Regions from separate parts of the Homo sapiens genome. Here all the other regions are linked to region 3. A link is a contact called in ENCODE Hi-C or POLR2A ChIA-PET data. All regions are on one chromosome and are shown on one strand. The core of a region is the stretch at or near the end of the contact, and the rest is flanking DNA. Distances in the headings are between cores, read along the strand shown. Region 1 holds the start of RBBP5 (RB binding protein 5, histone lysine methyltransferase complex subunit). Region 2 holds the start of ZBED6 (zinc finger BED-type containing 6). Region 3 holds the start of MDM4 (MDM4 regulator of p53). Region 4 holds the start of DSTYK (dual serine/threonine and tyrosine protein kinase). Region 5 overlaps NUAK2 (NUAK family kinase 2).

What was found. Hi-C counts contacts between places; a loop is a spot of excess contacts on that map. ChIA-PET counts read pairs that join two places held with the same protein, here RNA polymerase II (POLR2A). Pooled maps may share reads with other maps.
Region 1: a loop to region 3 is called in a map of PC-9, with 37 times the contacts of the local background. The contact joins the promoter of RBBP5 here to the promoter of MDM4 in region 3. A Hi-C loop is called at or near these places in 5 of 168 maps with a recorded cell type or tissue (CD8-positive, alpha-beta T cell, PC-9, gastrocnemius medialis and 1 more), 8 of 37 single-sample maps with no recorded cell type and 13 of 50 pooled maps. POLR2A ChIA-PET finds 5 or more read pairs at or near these places in 6 of 52 experiments (MCF 10A, WTC11, activated B cell and 2 more).
Region 2: a loop to region 3 is called in a map of dorsolateral prefrontal cortex, with 7 times the contacts of the local background. The contact joins the promoter of ZBED6 here to the promoter of MDM4 in region 3. A Hi-C loop is called at or near these places in 4 of 168 maps with a recorded cell type or tissue (ascending aorta, dorsolateral prefrontal cortex and naive thymus-derived CD4-positive, alpha-beta T cell), 2 of 37 single-sample maps with no recorded cell type and 13 of 50 pooled maps. POLR2A ChIA-PET finds 5 or more read pairs at or near these places in 3 of 52 experiments (OCI-LY7, WTC11 and activated CD4-positive, alpha-beta T cell).
Region 4: a map of naive thymus-derived CD4-positive, alpha-beta T cell shows a loop between it and region 3 (4-fold over the local background). The contact joins the promoter of DSTYK here to the promoter of MDM4 in region 3. A Hi-C loop is called at or near these places in 1 of 168 maps with a recorded cell type or tissue (naive thymus-derived CD4-positive, alpha-beta T cell) and 10 of 50 pooled maps. POLR2A ChIA-PET finds 5 or more read pairs at or near these places in 3 of 52 experiments (AG04450, BJ and activated T-cell).
Region 5: POLR2A ChIA-PET joins it to region 3 with 15 read pairs in activated B cell. The contact joins the enhancer-like site here to the promoter of MDM4 in region 3. A Hi-C loop is called at or near these places in 1 of 168 maps with a recorded cell type or tissue (OCI-LY7) and 5 of 50 pooled maps. POLR2A ChIA-PET finds 5 or more read pairs at or near these places in 2 of 52 experiments (activated B cell and naive thymus-derived CD4-positive, alpha-beta T cell).

Annotation. Positions count from the first base shown.
Region 1 is chr1:205,120,529-205,124,351 of GRCh38, forward strand. RBBP5 (RB binding protein 5, histone lysine methyltransferase complex subunit) reads right to left here and starts at 1,450. Exons shown (of 14, transcript NM_005057.4): 1 at 1,327-1,450. The coding sequence starts at 1,345. RefSeq lists enhancers at 1-68, 1,232-1,411, 1,552-1,771 and a silencer at 2,133-2,427.
Region 2 is chr1:203,792,915-203,796,902 of GRCh38, forward strand. It overlaps ZBED6 (zinc finger BED-type containing 6), which reads left to right and starts at 2,709. Exons shown (of 17, transcript NM_001395895.1): 1 at 2,709-3,988. It overlaps ZC3H11A (zinc finger CCCH-type containing 11A), which reads left to right and starts at 2,709. Exons shown (of 18, transcript NM_001376342.1): 1 at 2,709-2,880. RefSeq lists an enhancer at 2,410-2,829.
Region 3 is chr1:204,514,765-204,518,286 of GRCh38, forward strand. It overlaps MDM4 (MDM4 regulator of p53), which reads left to right and starts at 1,642. Exons shown (of 11, transcript NM_002393.5): 1 at 1,642-1,745. RefSeq lists enhancers at 124-1,035, 896-2,095, 1,036-1,946, 1,385-1,514, 1,525-1,604 and 1 more.
Region 4 is chr1:205,209,610-205,213,617 of GRCh38, forward strand. It overlaps DSTYK (dual serine/threonine and tyrosine protein kinase), which reads right to left and starts at 2,093. Exons shown (of 13, transcript NM_015375.3): 1 at 1,662-2,093. The coding sequence starts at 1,926. RefSeq lists silencers at 1,423-1,472, 1,893-2,022.
Region 5 is chr1:205,300,929-205,304,701 of GRCh38, forward strand. NUAK2 (NUAK family kinase 2) reads right to left here. Exons shown (of 7, transcript NM_030952.3): 7 at 1,135-3,585. The coding sequence ends at 2,522. Among named protein-coding and RNA genes, the nearest start is that of NUAK2, 19 kb to the right of the region's middle. RefSeq lists enhancers at 1-536, 453-747, 537-1,389, 1,390-2,241, 3,095-3,773. Within about 2 kb of position 1,468, at least 16 of the 41 ENCODE cell types and tissues checked have a DNase peak (open chromatin) inside an H3K27ac peak, as active enhancers do; they include OCI-LY7, where a contact is called at or near this core.

The DNA.
Region 1 (3,823 bases), core at 200-2,699, 610 kb after region 3:
CCGGACACTTTGGGAGGCTGAGGTGAGTGGATTGCTTGGGGCCAGGAGTTTGAGACCAGCCTGGCCAACACAGTGAAACCCCATCTCTGCTAAACATACAAAAATTAGCCAGGCATGGCAGTGCGCACCTGTAGTACCAGCTACTCAGGAGGCTGAGGCACGAGAATCACTCGAACCCAGGAGACAGAGGTTGCAGTGAGCCAAGACTGTGCCACTGCACTCCAGCCTAGGCGACGGCGCGAGGCTGTCTTAAAAAAAAAAAAAAAAGTCCACTTAAAACTCCAACTCCTCCACAGGTTTGGGGGGTTTGTTTTTCCTGGTTGACTTCTTCCTTTACCCCAAAGACATTCACTCTCTGTTCCAAACATTCTTAGCAACTGGTAATGACTCTTTCAGGCCTGCCTACATTCTGCAATATCCTACAGCTATTTTACATAATCACCTTAAACTCCCTGCTTAATGAAAAGCTCTTTAAGGGCAAAGACCATTTTTTATGTATCTTTGTAGCCCTTTTGACAATTAACATATCTTCTGACTTTTTTAAAAGAGAAACCTAACCATTAGGAACAGCAAGTAGTGCAGAAGTCCTTGAAAACCTCAGCTACCCCTAGAATACCATGCTAAATGTCACCTAATGGAAGTCCAGGAGAAAGGACCTACAGTTTTTAAATAATCTGGATAGGAGGTAAGGAGGCAATGACTCAAAGTGAGGGCGACAAAAGACAACTCCCTCCGTATTTCACACCTCAGTGTTTTACACACCGTCCCTAGCAAAGGACCTTAAACAGAAAGTTAGGATAATTGGATTCCAGTGCCAACTATGCCATTTACTTGCTTAGTGCCTAGCCATTACCCTCTGAGCCTTTATTCATCTGTTCAATGAGAAGCTTCTACCAGAAGATCTCCAAGTCCCCTCCTTAGACTTCTCTTTTCTACAAAAAGATTAACCTGTTCAGGCACCCAATTCCCTGACAAGTCTTCAAAGCTTCATCCCAAGCCTCACTTCTTCAAATTCCATCTCCAACAACTCTGGTCCTGGCTGCTCTGGGTACTTCAACACCTGCGATCCTCATAATCAAAGCTAAGTCACAAACTGTCTGTCCCCATCGCTCCATAATTGATATGAAAGTGGCCTCGGGAGGGGCAATGCAACCTACTCGGGCAGAAGGTGGGCTTCCTCCTCCCGCTGCTGCTCCACATCAGGTGTGCCCAGTGATCCATAGCCGAACAGTGTCCCTAAGATTGCAGCCTGACTCCCCTCCCGCCTGGGTTCCCTCCTTTCCAGTACCCAACGCTTCTCTAAAACGCAGCCACAGCCCTTCTCACCCAGCAACTCGAGGTTCATCCCTGCGGACTGTGGCCGCCCGGTCTCAGCTCCGGCAACAACACCTTCTCCCCGGCCGGCTTCAGCAACTTGCGTCTAAGTGGTGGACGCCGCGAAGAGACTGGCGCAAGCTCCGAAGACTTTCGGCCTTAGAAGGCCCCGCGGCTTCCGCTTTCTTCCCCCGCCTTCCTTGTTCGTTTCAGGTGGGCTGCCCAAATATATGCCTGACCAAAATCAAGCATACACTCTCTCGGAAACAATTAATTATGATCTTTGCTGAGGTACAACAATGTTATCGTCACTAGGGACTTTAAATAGCGCGACAATTTAAGATTATTTGCTCCGGGAACATGTAGGTGAGGTAGAAATTCCAGGCATACAGTTAACCTACTAGTTCTTGCCCTGTTGTGTGTTCAGCGGCGTTGTCCGGGCGGGCTACCTCAGACTCCGCAGGAAAGGTTCCGGACAAGTCCTGCTAATGCAAGAAACCAGGGAAGGTCGTCCCCTAGTGCTCGGGTGTGTAGCGCCGCTGACCTCACCAAGGCGCGTACTTACCCTGTATGTAGGTGGCGTTGCAGGGTGTTTCGGTCTCGTGAAAATTATTTCTCATTTGTAAAGATATGCTATTGATCCTACAGAAAGGTACGACAACATATGTTAGGCCTGTCTGTGTTAAGATAATAAAAACCTTATTATCTAAGGTTTTACCCTTTACCAAACAGTGTTGACAGGGACGCTGTGAAAAAGACTGTGAAAAAGAATTGGAATGAGGGGTGGACTGAGTTTCCCGGAGCTCAGTCATACAGAACTCCAATGAAATACCCAAAGCAATTAGAGAAGTCCAGTTACTGGTATCTAGCGAAAGAGCAAATTTTATATGAACAAATTCCTACTATAAATGCTGTGGCTCATCAGAAAAAGGAAACAACGTCAAAGGCTCGCTGCAGAAAATAGTACTCGGGCTAGGTCTCCGACAATGGAAAAATACACATACACAAGTTTATTAATCGCAGTATTGTCTGCAATTGCAAACTTTTGGAAACAATAATGAAACTTTTGAACTAGGGAGCCCAGCATTTTCATGTTGCCCAGGGCCCTGCAAATTATGTAGCTAGTCCAGTCTGCCTCTACTTGACAAATTTGCAGAAAAAGCAGCCTCATTCACACAGTGCACCCTGTCCCTGGGCCCCAGTTGATTGCTCTTTCAGTAAGCCCCTGACCTAAGCTCAACCCAATTAAATTCCTTTCCCAAGAATTTGGAATGGGAATTAAGTGGCCCCCACAGTCTGACACATCGATTGAAGAGAGTAAATGTGAATTAAGGAGCTATTTAAAGCGCCTAATAATAGATGGACACCATGGTAGTTGGCTGCAGGTTGCAGAATGAAGCAGAAGTCCAGAAACTAGTCAAAGATAATACTTGGTGTATCCAATTAGTTCCCAAGAACATATTACATTAATGTCTTCTATTTCCATTATCCTTGGACCTTTATAAAGTATGTCTTTTGCAGCCGGGTGCGGTGGCTCACGCCTGTAATCCCAGCACTTTGGGAGGCCGAGGCGGGCTGATCACCTGAGGTCGGGAGTTCGAGACCAGCCTGATCAATATGGAGAAACACTGTCTCTACTAAAAATACAAAATTAGTTGGGCGTGGTGGCTCATGCCTGTTATCCCAGCTACTCGGGAGGCTGAGGCAGGAGAATCGCTTGAACCCGGGAGGCAGAGGTTTCAGTGAGCCAAGATCGCACCATTGCACTCCAGCCTGGACAACAGAGTGAGACTCTGTCTCAAAAAAAAAAAAATCCACAGTTTTTCTACTCTCCAAAGACAAAGGAAAACTTTGCATAAAGGCAAAAGCAACAAGGAAAAATATCGTGTGAAAACCACAGCCTAGTTTCCTCTAAATTCTCTGACTCTACTCTCAAATCCAAAGTAATCATATATATATGTATTTAGAGATATGGTCTCACTCTGTTGCCCAGGCTGGAATGCAATGACGAAACCATAGCTCACTACTGTAACCTTAAATTCCTGGGCACAAGTAATCCTCCTGCCTCAGCCTCCCAAATGCAGGGATTACAGATTACAGCTGTGAGCTACCACGCCTGATTCCAATGTAATAATTTTTACAGATTGGATGCTAATATAGCTAATGAAGTTAAAATTAAAGCTGTTAAAAATAAAAATAGTGAGGCCAGGTGCAGTGGCTCACACCTGTAATCCCAGCACTTTGGGAGGCAGAGGCCAGGCGTATCACGAGGTCAGGAGTTCGAGACCAGCCTGGCCAACATGGTGACACCCCGTCTATACCAAAAATACAAAAAATAGCCAGGTGTGGTGGCGCATGTCTGTAATCCCAGCTACTAGGGAGGCTGAGGCAGGAGAATCGCTTGAACCCAGGAGGTGGAGTTTGCAGTGAGCCAAGATCATGCCATTGCACTCCAGCCTGGGCAACAGCAAGACTTCATCTCAAAATAAATAAATAAATAAAATGAAAA
Region 2 (3,988 bases), core at 1,459-3,958, 720 kb before region 3:
CGTTGGCCAGGCTGGTCTTCACCTCCTGACCTCTAGTGATCTGCTGGCCTGGGCCTCCCAAAGTGCTGGGATTACAGGCGTGAGCCCCTGCCCAGCTTGCCCTCTTCAATGTCCTTATTACCCTATTATTTTTTCTTTCCCCCCCTTGAGAGATACTAATGGAAAATGAAACATGATTGTTTCCATCAATAAGGGACTGGTGAAATAAATTGTAAAAAGAGGCTTACAGAGAGCGGGATGGGAGCTATTAAAAAGAATGTAGGCCGACGTGGGCAGATTACCTGAGGTTAGGAGTTCCAGACCAGCCTGGCCAACATGGAGAAACCCCGTCTCTACTAAAAATACAAAATTAGCCTGGCGTGGTGGTGCATTCCTGTAATCCCAGCTACTCAGGAGGCTGAGGCAGAAGAATAGCTTGAACCCGGAAGGCGGAGGTTGCATTGAGCCGAGATTGTGCCATTGCACTCCAGCTTGGGAAACAAGAGTGAAACTCTGTCTCAAAAAAAAAAAAAAAAAAAAGAATATGGTAGGCCTCTAAGTGCTGATGACCATTAAAAGATATTCAAGATATATTGTAAAGTGAAAAAAGCAAATTGCAAAACGGTATGTATAGTTTTAGCCTGTTCATATTTTCATTCATTCTAAGATGTACATCCTTTCCTAGCCTGTCACCTAGGCTGGAGTGCAATGGCGTGATCTTGGCTCACTGCAACCTCCACCTCCCAGGATCAAGCAATTCTCTTGCCTCAGCCTCCAAGTAGCTGGGATTACAGATGCGTGCCACTGTGCTGGGCTAATTTTTGTATTTTTAGTAGAGGCAGGATTTCACCATGTTGGCCAGGCTAGTCTCGAACTCCTGACCTTGTGGTTCGCCCGCCACAACCTCCCAAAGTGCTGGGATTAGAGGTGTGAGCCACCCTGCCCGGCCGGCCTGTCAGTTTAATTGGCAGTTGTTGGTTTTTTTCTTCCACTTAGAGGCTTGTAAAATAAAAGTGTATCTTACAATCAATGATACTTTAGGTTTACTGAAATATAACTATAAACTCTATATAGCACACTAGTCAGGCCAGGACTGCATCTTGGAGAGTCCTAGGTTGGAAAACCCTTAAGCTATGTGGAGAGCCCTCTGGTAAATTTTAAAAACCCTAGGTGTCGTGGCACAGACAGAAATTGGTTACCAGTAAGAGTCACACAGACCAAAAAAATGAAGACCAAAACAAAAGAAAAAGAAAAAGAAAGAAAAAAAGAAATTGGCTACCAGGAACTTGCTTATTAGGTCTGTTGACATGGCAATGCCAGAGCACTGTCACGTAAGGCAGAGATTGGAGCTAAGATTCTAAAGTTGTGGTTCTTACTTTGAAAGGAGATAAAAGCCCAGATATGAGGAGGCTCAGGACCCCTCTGCTCTGATAAATTCCTAGTCTTGGGCTGCCTGGGACTCGCACATCACCAACCCGGCAGCTGGAAGAACAAGCACACGAGGAAATAAAAGGTGCCTGAAGTCCCATCTGCTTTATCATCAAGTGTTTCCTTTCTTAGTAGCACAACTATATCCTTTACCCAAGTTAGGTAAAATGTTGCCACCTAATTAGAGTTCTGCTGAGCCACTACCCCAGGGGGACCTTGGGCTCCTATTATATGTGTAATATATTTAAGTATATTTTCAGTGTAAAAGCCAGAAAGGATATATGGTAAGTTAATGAGAGCTATTTCTCAAGAATGAGATTAATAGAGATTTTAACTTTCTACTCTCTATATTTCTGTATTGTTTCTAAAAAAACTTACGTGTATTAAGTTTTTTACTTTTTTTTTTTTTTTTTTTTTTTGAGATGGAGTCTTACTCTGTCGCCAGGTTGGAGTGCAGTGGTGCGATGTCAGCTCAATGCAACCTCTGCCTCCCAGATTCAAGCGATTCTCCTGCCTCAGCCTCTCGAGTAGTTGGGACTACAGGCGCGTGCCACCACGCCTAGCTAATTTTTGTATTTTTGGTAAAGATGAGGTTTCACCATGTTGACCAGGATGGTCTCGATCTCTTGACCTTGTGATCCGCCTGCCGAGGCCTCCCAAAGTGCTGGAATTACAGTCGTGAGCCACCGCACCGGCCACGTGTATTACTTTTATAACCGGGGGAAAAAGTAAAAACATTCAAAAGGGAAAATAAGGGACAATGTTAATAATGAAGCAGGGATGAGACTGCTGATTGCGACCTCCAACTAACTCTCCTGAATTTTGTCACGAGCATGAATTACTTTTCCAATACACAAATTTGCTTTAAGAAATCAAAGAAACACCCCCCCAAAGCCCAATCTCACTTCTTCAAGTAAAAAATAAACTAACAAATCATTCTACATTGCATGCTTAGGAAAAGTACAGTTTATTTCTAAATTAAATGTATACATGGTTTGGGAGATTTACTCATTAAGCAAACACTTTGGTAAGAATAAATTGAGCGCTTACTGAATGGCAGTCTCAGTTCCTGCGGCCCTCCCGCTTATTACCTCATTTGATTTAAAAACAAAAACAAAACGTTATGAAAGCCGGCTTCGAGGCATTCCTCTGAAGGGAAGGGACTCCCCGACCCAGCGCCTCCCCCGTCACGTGACCCTGTGACCCGGAGCAGCCATCTTAGGCATCGCCTCATAGAGGAACTACATCTTCCAGAATCCTCGCGCCCTGCGTCGTGCTGGCACTTTTACCGGCCGGGCCTTAGAGCGGAGCCTGTAGCCAGGCGCCATCTTTGACGCTGGCAGTCTTGGTTTTCTGCTAGTGCTGCTGCTGCTGGGAGGACGACGGACGGCAGCGGCCAAGCAAGAAGAAAGACGTGGCAGCAAGCGGGAGTCGGGGATAGTGTCATCGGTTCGGTAAAGTTTCTGTTCTCTGGTAACTAGACCCGTTTTTTTGATTCCCGGGTGGCTTGGGGCCGGGGAGGTGGGGGAGAGGGCGAGGGGAGTGGCAGCGGCCTCCCCTCGCCCCTGGGTCGCGGCCTATCCCGGGAAGTCAGAGCGGATCCTTCAGCTTCGCCGTAACGACCCCTCCCCCCCACCTCCCGGTCGCGGCCCTCGCCGGGGCTGGCTGGGAGCCCCAGGCTCCCGCTCACTTTTCCCATCCTCCCCACCCCCACCCCGTTCACCCCACCCCCACGGCGCCTGCTCCTTTCCCAGCCAACCTTCCTCCCCTCCCCCACATCCGGTGTTCGCTAATCTCGAGGAGCCCGGAGCAGCCCCGAAAACCGACTGTTCCCCCGAATCCCGAAGAGAGAACTGACACTAGATTGCTTTCTTCGGGGCAACAGTTTCTCTAGTTGAGCGGACCCTCACTGCCTAAATCAATCAGACTGAGTGCCGGGCGCTGAATTTACCTACTCTCATTCCTCTCCAGGGTCCCGGTACTTTGGAGCTTGTCTCAAACTCCACATACAGAAAGCCACCGACCTTATTCCGGTATCCTACACCCATTCCCCACTCTCATTACACTCCCACCCCTGGCCCTCAGCGTCGGAGTCAAGAGCAACAGGGACACTTCCGTTCTCCTTGTAGGACTGGTGAAACCGTAATGAAGAACACCCCTAAACTCCCATAATCGGTGCGGATTCCTATGGGGAAGGCCTATATTGTTGACATCTTCCAGGCCTTGGTTCTGGACCTTGAGAAAGAGGCTGTGGAACTAGAGATAGCGATGCTTTTTAGGGTAAATGTATGTAGGTATTGGGGGAAGGGGAGGGATCAATCGAAAAATGGAAGTGGTTTAAAGTTCATATTTCACTTTTTGCTATCTCTATAGCGTACAACTTGTGAGTTACTTACAGGCTGTAAAAGCTTCTCAAGTCTAAAAATATCTGAAAACTAAACTTGAATTAACTCTTAATACAAACAGTACTTTGAAAATGCAGCATTTAACCTTGTTTTAAAATTTTTTTCTCAAAGCATTTTTTTCCAGCCACTCACATTTTAAAAGGTTGTATTACTTTTAGTTAGAACTGAAAGGGCTC
Region 3 (3,522 bases), core at 392-2,891:
AAAGAAGTTAATTCTTCAGCTCCTTAATGGAACCCTGGATCTCCCAGCTATGCAGGAGGTTATGCTAGAAGTAGAACAAAGCGGAATGTACAAATTTAAGGAAGGTTACTGCCCTGTGTTCTTTTGCATGGGTCTGTATCTAGCATTGGGAGCCAGGTTTTGTTGTTGCTTATTGGGAGAGATAAGAATGGTATATACACAAATAACTAAAAAAAAAATACGTGGTAAATGCTAAAAGACAGGTGCAAAGAACACTGAGATGGAGCTTTCTTGGGTTACACAGCCAGTTTTAATGTTTCCTAATATAGAAGAGCTTTCAACAAACCTCTCAGGCAGGCTGTCTTCAAATGACATTACTTCCCCCAAATACCTAATTTCATTTATTTCAGAACAACTCTAAATGTTAGAGGATTTTCTGAGCTTAAAAATACTGCCTTGTAATTTCTATTGGTTTTAGTTCTGCACTTTGGAGAAGAGAATAAGGCTCCGTTATTTCCAATATTATACTATTCAGTTATTTGAAGACAGCTTCCAATTTCTATGCTCAACCCTTTCCCTCTTTTTTTTTTTTTTTTTTTTTGAGATGCAGTTTCGCTCTTGTCGCCCAGGCTGGAGTGCAATGGCGCTATCTCGGCTCACTGCAACCTCCGCCACCCGGGTTCAAACGATTCTCCTGCCTCGGCCTCCTAAGTAGCTGGGATTACAGGTGACCGCCACCATGCCCCGCTAATTTTTTGTATTTTTAGTAGAAACGGGGGTTTCGCCATGTTGGGCAGGATGGTCTCGAACTGCTGACCTCAGGTGATCCGCCCGCCTCGGCCTCCCAAAGTGCGCTGGGATTACAGGGGAGAGCCACTGCGCCCGGCCTCCCTCGTTTATATGCAGGTTAAAAACTCCCTTGAGCCTTCAACTATTTCTTTTTCTTTTTTTTTTTTTTTTTTGAGGAGTTTCGCTCTTGTTGCCCAGGCTGGAATGGCGCTATCTCGGCTCACTGCAACCTCCGCCTCCCAAGTTCAAACGATTCTCCTGAGTAGCTGGGATTACAGGCATGCGCCACCACACCCGACTAATTTTGTATTTTTAGTAGAAACAGGGTTTCACCATATTGGTCAGACTGGTCTCGAACTCCTGACCTCAGGTGATCCGCCTGCCTTAGGCCTCCCAAAGTGCTGGGATTACAGGCGTGAGCCACAGCGGCTGGTGCTTTCAACTATTTATTTGACATGGCTTCAAGCTTCCTTGCCACCCTAGTGCCGCCATCGCTCCGTTTCCCTTCCCTACCACCCTTGGGGAGTAAGGGTGAGGACTGGGGAATGGCAGAGGAAGCGTAGTTTTTCCGAAGAGCTGAAGGCAGCCTGTGATTATGACCTTAGCTCTTCCTCTTCTCTGTTTTCTGATCTCCTAATACACGTCTGTAAATATCACAAGACCCTGCAAGTCCCTCACTTATTATCTCTTCAAATCTGACGACTTTCAACCGTTCGGGCCCCACGACTCTCTCCCCGGACTAGGATCTACTCTATGGTAGTGAGCTCAGCCTTTCTAGCTCTCTAGTCCTCCCATTGCTCCATCTATGGTTTCCGGAGGCCTCACCGGAAGCCCTCGTGTGAGGCCGTGTGGGAGGCCGGAAGTTGCGGCTTCATTACTCGCCATTTCAAAATGCTGCCGAGGCCCTAGGATCTGTGACTGCCACCCCTCCCCCCACCCGGGCTCGGCGGGGGAGCGACTCATGGAGCTGCCGTAAGGTGTGGCTCTTGGCCTTCGTCGGCGGGGTGCCGGGAGCGGGAGCTGGAGAGTGAGGAGCAGGCGGCCGTACCGCCAGTTGTGCGGGTAGCGGGCGGGAGGAGCTTGAGAGGTGGGTCGGGCGGCGTGGGGAAGGCCGCGCCAGGCGGAAGAAGGGCTCGGGGGGAGGGGAAGAGTTGTGGGATGAGGGCTCGCGGAAGATAAAAGTGGAGGTGGGGTGACGTGAAGTAACTTTGGCCAACAGGTGACAAACCTAAAGTCGACGTAGTTGGATTGAGTTTAACTGGACACAACATTTGAGGACTGTTGAGGCAATTTGGAGAAAGGAGGTGGGAGAGAGGGAACCGGGTAGAATGACATTGACGTGTCTTAAGTTTTTAAGTTAGTTTTTAGGTCTGCGGACAGTCTACCTTAGAGGCACTTGAGTGCTTGTTTGAAAATGCTTGTTTTGGCTTGGCGCGGTGGCTCACGCCTGTAATCCCAGCACTTCAGGAGGCCGAGGTGGGTGGATCTACCTGAGGACAGGAGTTCGAGACCAACCTGGCCAACCTGGTGAAACCCCGTCTCTAGTAAAAATACAAAAATATTAGATGTGTGTGGTGGCGCATGCCTGTAATCCTAGCTACTCGGGAGGCTGAGGCAGGAGAATCACTTGAATCCGTGGGCGGGGGTTGCAGTGAGTCGAGATCGCGCCACTGCACTCCAGCTTGGGCTACAGAGGGAGATTCCGTCTCAAAAAAAAAAAAAGAAAAAATGTTCGTTTTGGGGCCACACTGAAACCTACAGACAGTATCGAGATGGGGCTCAGAGAAATATATTTTAATGAGCACACCTCCCAGTGATTTTTGTATACCTTAAAGCTTGAAAACCACAGGTTTTTTTGGTTGTGTTTTTGTTTTGTTTTTGTTTTTTTTGAGTGGAGTTTCGCTCTTTTTGCCCAGGCTGGCGTGCAGTGGCGCGATCTTGGCTCACTGCAACTTCTGCCTCACGGGTTCAAGTGATTCTTCTGCCTCAGCCTCCCGGGTCGCTGGGATTACAGGTGTGCGCCACCACGCCTGGCTAATTTTGTGTTTTATTAGAGATGAGGTTTCACCAGGTTGGCCAGGCTGTTCTCGAACTCCAGACCTCAGGTGATCCGCCCACCTCGGCCTCCGAAAGTGTTGGGATTACAGGCGTGAGCCACCGTGCCCGGCCGAAAACCACAGTTTAAAAGCAACACCCGGAGAAAATGCTGCAGCTCTGTGCTGTTGGCACGTGGAACTAGTATCTGTCAAAGATACTTGGAACCTCTTGGTGTTAAGTATTACTGTATCTCAGTTTAGATTTAGTCTTCTCTCTCCTCATACATTTTTTTTTTAATAGATGGGATTTCGGCCAGGCCCAGTGGCTCACACCTTTAATCCCAGCACTTTGGGAGGCCAAGGGGGCAGGTTTGCTTGAGTCTCGGAGTTCGACACCAGCCTAGGCAACAAACTGAGCCCCATCTCTGCAAAAAATAAAAAAATCAGTGTCATAGAGCGAGCTTCCAGTCCCAGCTACCCAAGAGACTGAGGTGGGAGGATTGCTTGATCCCAGGAGGTAAAGGCTGCAGCAAGCCGGGATGGAGCTACTGCACTCTAGCTTAGGCGACAGCGCGAGAGCCTGTCTCAAAAAAAGAGATGAGGTCTCACTGTGTGCTCAGGCTGCAGTGCAGTGGCTATTCACAGGTGTGATCATTGCACACTACAGCCTGAAACTCCTGGACTCTAGGGATCCTCCTGCCTCAGCCCTCCGGAATAG
Region 4 (4,008 bases), core at 843-3,342, 700 kb after region 3:
GTAACATAAAAGGAGGGGGATGACTAGTTTTTCTGAAACTACTAGTTTTTCTGATACTGTCATGATCTTAGTATCTTATTTTTATCACCATTTCTGGATTCCCAGTCGGATGTAGGATATTAAGCGCAAAACTTTGGGAATATAAGACCTAACACGCAAAGTCAGAACAATTCATCCAGTTCTAAGCCTTGTGTTCAAATTTGCTATGAGCATCTAAATTCATGGTTCTGAAAGTATTTTAACGGACCACCTGCATCACCTTCCCCAGTGTCTTTTATTATTACTATTATTATTATTATTATTATTATTGAGACAGAGTCTTGCTCCGTCGCACAGGGTGGAGTGCAGTGGCACAATCTCTGCTCACTGCAACCTCCGCCGCCTGGTTTCAAGCGATTCTCCTGCCTCAGCCTCCCCAGTGGCTGAGATTACAGGCCTCAACCACCACACCTGGCTAGTTTCTTATATTTTTGGTAGAGACGGGGTTTCACCATGTTGGCCAGGCTGGTCCCGAATTCCTGACCTCAAGTGATCCGCCCCGCCTCTGCCTCCCAAAGTGCTGGGATTACAGACGTGAGCCACCGCGCCCGGCCTCTTCAGGGTCTTTTCATGTTAAATTAGATTCTTAGGACCCACTTCACACACCTATTCAATAGGAATTTATGAGCTAGAGCACGAGACATGGCATTTTTAATACGCCCCTGGGGTGAGTTTAATACACACTTTAGTTTGAGAATCACTAAATTAAACCCACAGACTTCTTTGCTGTTTTGTCCCCAAGATATCTATCTACGTGGAATGTCAGTCCCTTCTCCCTTCCAATCTAAAGTTATTTCCTAATTAGACGCAGTAGTTAACAAATCCTCCAGTTCCCCACCAACAGCAGTTTAAAAGGAAGCAAGACGTTAGGAAAGATTAAAGACTGCACGATTTTAAGTGTTTGGGGGCCTCTGGCACATCCTAGAAAGAATCATGCAAGAAAGAACAAGAGTAGCTAGTTCTCCATTGGCTCAGGACCAAAATGATCCCTTCCCTCTCTTCTTCACCTTAAGCATGAGCAACATCTCTGGCAATTCCGTGGCACCCATCAGATATGATTTCCTCTGGCGACCCCCAACCCTATTTAGAGAATGTCCCCTCTTCACAGAGCTGCCTCATGATTGGTGTGAACACATTTCACATACATCATCAAACCCACACACCCGACTACAGTCCCATGGCCTCCTCGGACTCCCGGGACTCGCTGCCGCCTCTGCTCCATCTCTAAACTGGGGCTCTGACCCACAACGGCGCACGCGCCCGCCCCCAACTCAGAGCAACTTTCCCCACTCCTCGGATTAACTGCTACCCTCTCCGAACGCCGGCCCGCCCCAGGTCCGTCAGCGCACACCCCGGTCCCCGGGGTCCCGCTCCGGGAACTCCGGCCCTCGGTTGCCCCTGGCTCCCGGTCCCCCAGCGGGCCCCTTCCTCCCCTCCTCAGAAGGATGCCCTCCCAAGGTATCCCAGATCCGGCCGGCCCATGCCCGGGGACCCGGCCACACGACACGACTGCCCCTTTCCGCCTGCCCGAGAAGACTCGGGCTTGTTTTGCAGGGCAGGGGTGCGGTCCGTCCTCCGATTTGCCTCTCCTGCCCTCTCTCCCTCCGGGCTGCCCTCCTTACCCGCCTGCAGCCCGGTTTCGGCGACATCGCCTGCAGGGCCGCGCTCGGCCCCGCCGCCGCCCGTGAGGGAGGAGAGACAAGTGTGGTTGTGGGAGCACTTGATGTCGCGGAAGAACTTCTGGGTCTCGCGCAGGTTCTGTCGCAGCCGTCCCAGGTAGCGGCGGTAGCGGCCGAAGCCCCGGCACAGCTCGCGGATCATTCCGCCGCCGCCGGGGCCGGGACCCGAGACGGGCTCGCTGCCCCATGGCACCCCGTCGCCCTCCATCGCCTCTGCCCGCTCTGTCTTTGCGGCTCGGTCCCCGGCCGCAGGCCCGGCCTCCCTCCTCCCCGCCCCCCAGTGCCGAAGGGAGGAGGAATCCGCCTCCTGACGCCCCCGCCTGCAGTCAGCCTGGCTCCCAACCTCCGTCACTGCCGTTGCAAACAAACCAAACCGCAGTGCGCCGCTATCGGAACCTTTCTCTCCACTATCCAGAAGCGTGAGGGAAGGATCGCTGGAGGACACCCTCGCCGCGGGGTCTCCTGGGACTTGCAGTCCGGGCTGGGACCAAACGCCAAAACCTCAAGGCTGGAGAAGGGGAGGCTGTGGATGGGACTGATCCCTTTTGGAGAAAACCCTCACTCGTTCTTGTGTTTTCGCGCTCTCTTCATTTTAAAAAGTGTTCCTAATCCCTCTATGAGCGTCCCTGAGGAGAGGGAGGAGCTGCAGGACCTGAGTGCCAGCAGAAGTGGGGGGGCCTTACCGAAATCGTAGCGAAAGATGTTAATAGTAGAGAAAAGGAAGGAAACAAGACTGAAGACAGTCATCTCCATGGCTACCCTAAGTGGCTCTCTAGTGTTTCGGATACAGTAGATACTGGGGAATCGGCTAAAAGTACCCTGGAAATCGGCTGAAAGTACCCTGGAAATAGGGAAATCTCTTATATTTGCATTGCGTTCCCCTTTTCCAACTTTCCTTCTCCAGACTTGGAAAGGAAGGGTGTGAAAGGATCAACAAGAGCTGTAAGCTGAACTTCAGTGGGTTCCTGAAGTAGGGAGACCGGACTGGGTAAGGGGAAGTTGAGGTTTGTAGCCTTCCAAACTATTTCTGATTATCTTAACTTGGTTTCTGCTAATATGGAGGACTTTCATTGACACACACAGTCACAGACTCCTGGACACAATTACAAAGGGGGCAAAACTTGACGTCACCTCTTTTGTGCTTCCTGAATTATCTCTCCCCTCTTCACCAGGCACAGAGCCCATCTGTATCTTTCTTGCTATAGAAAGACACCGTCTTTTACCTAGGCCAGACTTCTTCTCTGATAGGCTACATGATGTAGTTCCTTGACTGAAATTAAGAGGAGATTTGAGTTTGGATCTGGACTCTTCCTATACCTTGCATTGTGATCTCGGGCAAGACCCCGTTTCATCTTCTATAAAGTAAGGGTTTAGAATGGCAGATCTTTAAGCCCTTTTGGTTTTAAATTTTTGTGAGTCCTGCTTCAGAAATTTTACTTCTCCTGACCTCTCATCGCAGAACACCCAGGTGTTCTTAGCCAAATGATGTCGTGATATTTGGATTAATTGTTGTAAGATGTGAAGGCCTTACCTTTCCAGGGGCATTAGCATTTTATAAAAAGGGGTCACTAATTCAAATGAATCTGTATTTGATAAATGTCTGTGAGGGCTGACTGCAAGGAGGGAGCCTCATGCTCCTTCCCATTTACCCACTCCCCCTTCTGCCTTTTACTTGGTCACGTATTTTCCATCAGCCATTCTTCTTTTGCAAGATTATATTCCCCATGCAATCCCCAAAGGTTCAGTAAAATAGAAATGAAAATTAAAAATGGGAATTTTAATACAAAGTAGATACTATTTTTAAAATAGAAGAGCTGTAAGAAAGCAATGTGTAATGATTTGCCACACACACGAATTTCTAGCACAGGAGATCAGATAAGAGCACTCAAGCTGGAGTTATCCAGAAAAGGAATCTATCTTGAAGAAGGGGCAAAATTTAGATAGGTGGAAGTAATCAGAGAGGGCATTATTTCAGGTAAATATCACAAAGCCCACCCTTTTAAAAACTATTCCTTAGTACTTTGCATTTATTTTCAAAATAAGTAATACACGAATGTGGTATAAAATTCAAATGGTGCAAAGGATATATAAGGAAAAACTAAGTCTTTCTTAGTTTTTCTGTTCACCTCCCAGTCACCTAGTTCCCCTCCCAGGAGGCAACCACTGTTGTAGATATAAATCATGTATAAATAGATCCTATATATGTATTTATATATGTGTATGCATGTATTTTAAATACAAATGATAGCATACGTAATACATATTTGATTATGGCCTTGCAGACTTCTGT
Region 5 (3,773 bases), core at 218-2,717, 790 kb after region 3:
GTAACCTCCTTGAGGCTAAGATCTCTGTTTTTTTTTTTTTTTTTTTTGCACCAGGGATACAGCAATTACCTCTGTCTTCTACTAAGCTTAGCACACAAAAGGGCTTGATTCATGAGAGGAATGAATAAAGGAGCACTGCTACCCCCACAGCTGAACTCTAAGCTTCTGGAGATAAACCCACCCCCTGGATTTTTTCCATGTTTACCCAGAGTCTAGCCCAGAGTTCCAGCACTGAGTAGGACCTCAGAGACTTAAGACCTAAGTACTCCAGTGTCGCCTAAGCAATGTCTTGTTTGCTCTCCCATCTTGACCTCATAGTTGCCTTGCCCTCCCCATCTCCTTTGCAGACTAGTGACTTTGCCAGCTCAGCTCTCCAGGTGTGGGAGGGGAGGTCCAACGCGCTCCACTGGGCAGGCACCGACAGCCGGCAGGACAGGTGTGTTGTGGGGCCAGAGCCAGAGCTGGGGACGTTTGGAGGCCTCCTGTGACTACCAGAGTGGGTCGGGGTGGGGGAGGGAGGCTGCCTGAAGCCAGAGCCAGCCGGCTGCTGGCCGGCACTTTGTCCTCATCCTCCCTTTCATCCCCAGCCCTCGGAGCCTGGGAGTTTCTCAATGGAGCAGGCGTGTGGGGAATGCTCTGCAGGGGGCTGAGGGAGTTGGCGTACGGTGGGGGTGGACATTCCAGGCATTCTTTGCTTTCTCTGGGAGTCAGGCAGTGAGGACGGAGGGGGGAAAAGCTGCCCAGCACCAGAGTAAAGGGGATTTCTTAGGAGGGAGAGAATAAAGGCTGTGGGGGTGTCTTTACGCAGCAGGAGCAGGGCTCAAGCAGACAGGAGCAGGGGTGGGAGGAGAAGGAGGCAGGTGGTGGGGGCAGGGTGGGATAATCTGCCAAATCCACTTCTACTTTAGTGCCAAAGGCCGGAAGAGCAACTGGGACCCTGGGCCCAGGGCCTTCCCACCTGTGTGCTTAATAGGGTCAGGCCAGAGCTACTGAGCTCACGTTTGTTTTGATTCGGCAGTTTTTCTATTTCCCATCCCTGGCAGCCTAGGGGAACGAGTATTAGGAGAAGGCTCAAAAACCTGCTCAGCACCATCCCTCCCCACCTCAGTCACCAAAGAGAACAGCAGGGCCTGCTTCCAATCACCTTTCTGGTTTTAATGGTACTTTTTGGCCACGGAGGTCCATTAGGTAGAGACCATTAGGTAAAGAGACTCAAGAGTGTGGAGTGGAGTGTGGGGGGTTGTGGGAGGAGGTGGAAATAGTTGCAAAAATATCTCTCTGTACACAAAACTTAGATGTCATAGTGGATTTTCCCAGAACATAGCATTCACATTATTGAAAACAGCAAGATTCACTTTTCCTAAAACACAAAGCCAAGAACATAAAAATAAATATGGACATTCTAGAGTCCTGAAGGCCTAGAGAACACATCCATAGTCTGGACTTTAGAGCAGCTTAGAGGCAGAAGTTCTGAGTCACTGAGGTCCAAGGTGGAGTCCAGAGGAGGCTGGGCCCCTTGAGATGAAGTCCACACAGCAGGCGGAGGCTTTTCAAGTCTTTCAGATTCACAGCAGCAACTTCAGGAGGCTCAGGCCAGGTTTGGAGGATGGAAAAGGGAAGAGAACCATTGAAGAAACAGAGATTGTGTTCTCTTACTCCTAGGCTAAATAAGGAAGGGTTAGGTGGGGCGCGGTGGCTCACGCCTGTAATCCCAGCACTTTGGGAGGCCGAGGTGGGTGGATCACCTGAGGTCGGGAGTTTGAGACCAGCCTGACCAACATGGAGAAACCCTGTCTCTACTAAAAATACAAAATTAGCCGGGCATGGTGGCGGGCGCCTGTAATCCCAGCTACTAGGGAGGCTGAGGCAGGAGAATCGCTTGAACCCGGGAGGCGGAGGTTGAGGTGAGCTGAGATCGCGCCATTGCACTCTAGCCTGGGCACCAAGAGCGAAACTCCGTCTCAAAAAAATAAATAAATAAATAAAAATAAAAATAAAAATAACGAAGCGTTACTCCAGACCATTCCCAGGATGCCTCATGCACATTAGGGGTGCCACCATCCAGTTCTGGTGGTTGGTAGGAACGGGAATGTGTGTGTAAAGAGGTCTGGCCCCACTTGGGCAGGGAATGAGTAGGGAAGGAGCTGTCCTTAGAAGGCACCATGTGTACAGAGTATTCATGGGATGCAGGAGATGGGCCCTGGGAGAGTTCTCTTTCCAGGTCTCTGTGGCCCCCCCATGTACACAAGAAACAGGCAATGTGGACTCTGTCGCGGGCATTCCCGTTCCCCTCTCTTTAGTATCCTCTTCGTTCAGCAGGGCTGAAGACAGACACTGAACCCTTGGCGCATTTCATTTGCCTACTTCCCATATCCAGCCCTGCTCAGGGCTCCACTGCAAACCCTCTCAGCCTTCTGAGCTGGGATGCAGGTCCTGGGAGGTGGGGGAGAAGGCATCTCCCCTCGGGGTGCAACCAGCTGCATCTGAGAGCCTGACCGGGCTGGGGCAATGCCTACTCCACTCAGGTGAGCTTTGAGCAGACCCTCAGTGCCTGTCGGTAGGTCGCTGTCACCTCCTGGCAGTCTGTCAGGGAAAAGCAGCTGTCCCCCAAAGGATCCTGCCGCCAGCGCCTCAGGCAGCTTCCAGGGCCCTCTGAGGGGGGCTCCTCAAGCCCCGTGAGGTTGTCCACAGACACACAGCCCCGCAGTGGGGGCTCTGGGAGCCGTTCAGGCAAGTCCAGCTGGTCAAAGGACTCAGAGGACAGGATGCTGTCCTCGCTCACAGCCCCTGAGGGTCGGCTGGCCCGGGCCAGGGGGCGAGGTGGGGCGAGTTCATCCAGGGAGCCGAAGGTGGTGGGGGCCGCGAGCTCCAAGGCTGTCTGGGAGAACTTGCCATTGAGTTTGAGGATGCCTTTGCGATGGAGGAGCAGCCCTGAAGCTTGCGGAGGCTTCTGCTCCTTGGGATCCCCACTCACAAACACGTCGCCTGCGTCCAAGAGCTCCCCAGATTCACTGGGCTCGGGAGAGGAGTAGTAGCCAGACTCGCGCTGTCGGGGCTTCTTGAGAATGCCCTTCTTGGGGAGCAGGGGGGCAGCCTGCCCTGGGCTCGCAGGGATTGGGCTGAGCTCCGGAGGGTCCTCCTGTACCCCTTCTGCAGAGGCTGACACCTTCTTCTTGAGAATGCCCTTTGGCAGCTTGAGGTTGCTCTTGCCAGGGCGATGGGCAGTGTCATCAGCCGTGTCACTGTGGAGAGACTGGGCCATGTCATTCTCCTTGCGGGACTTCTTGAGCGAATGCTGGCGCTCCAGGCCAGGGGTGGTGCTTCCCCCACCAGGTGCATGCTGCTTGAAGAAGCTGCACACCTTGGCCCCATTCTCCAGGAGGGGGCGGGAGGAACGCCGGAGCCAGTCAGCCATGGAGGCGCGGGCAGAGTCACTGCCAGGGTGCCCACCCTCATGCGGAGCCTCCTGCTCTCCCACTCGGGTGGCGTAGCCCCAGTTGACCCACCAGTGACTGGCCACATCCTCCAGGGTGGCCCGGCGGGTGGGGTTCACCATCAACAGCCACCGGATCAGGCCACAGGCATCTGGAAGACAAAAGGCAGGTGCTTCAGTTTGGCAGCTCCCAGAATAGGCACTCCCTGTCCCCTGTCCCCAGCTCATCCCCTTTTGAGCTATGACACTGCATACTCCTGGGTCGGATGCGTCCCTTCCAACCTAGGGCTCTATACATGCCTTGGCCCAGGACAGCTCCCCAGTCCAGAGTTCCTGGACT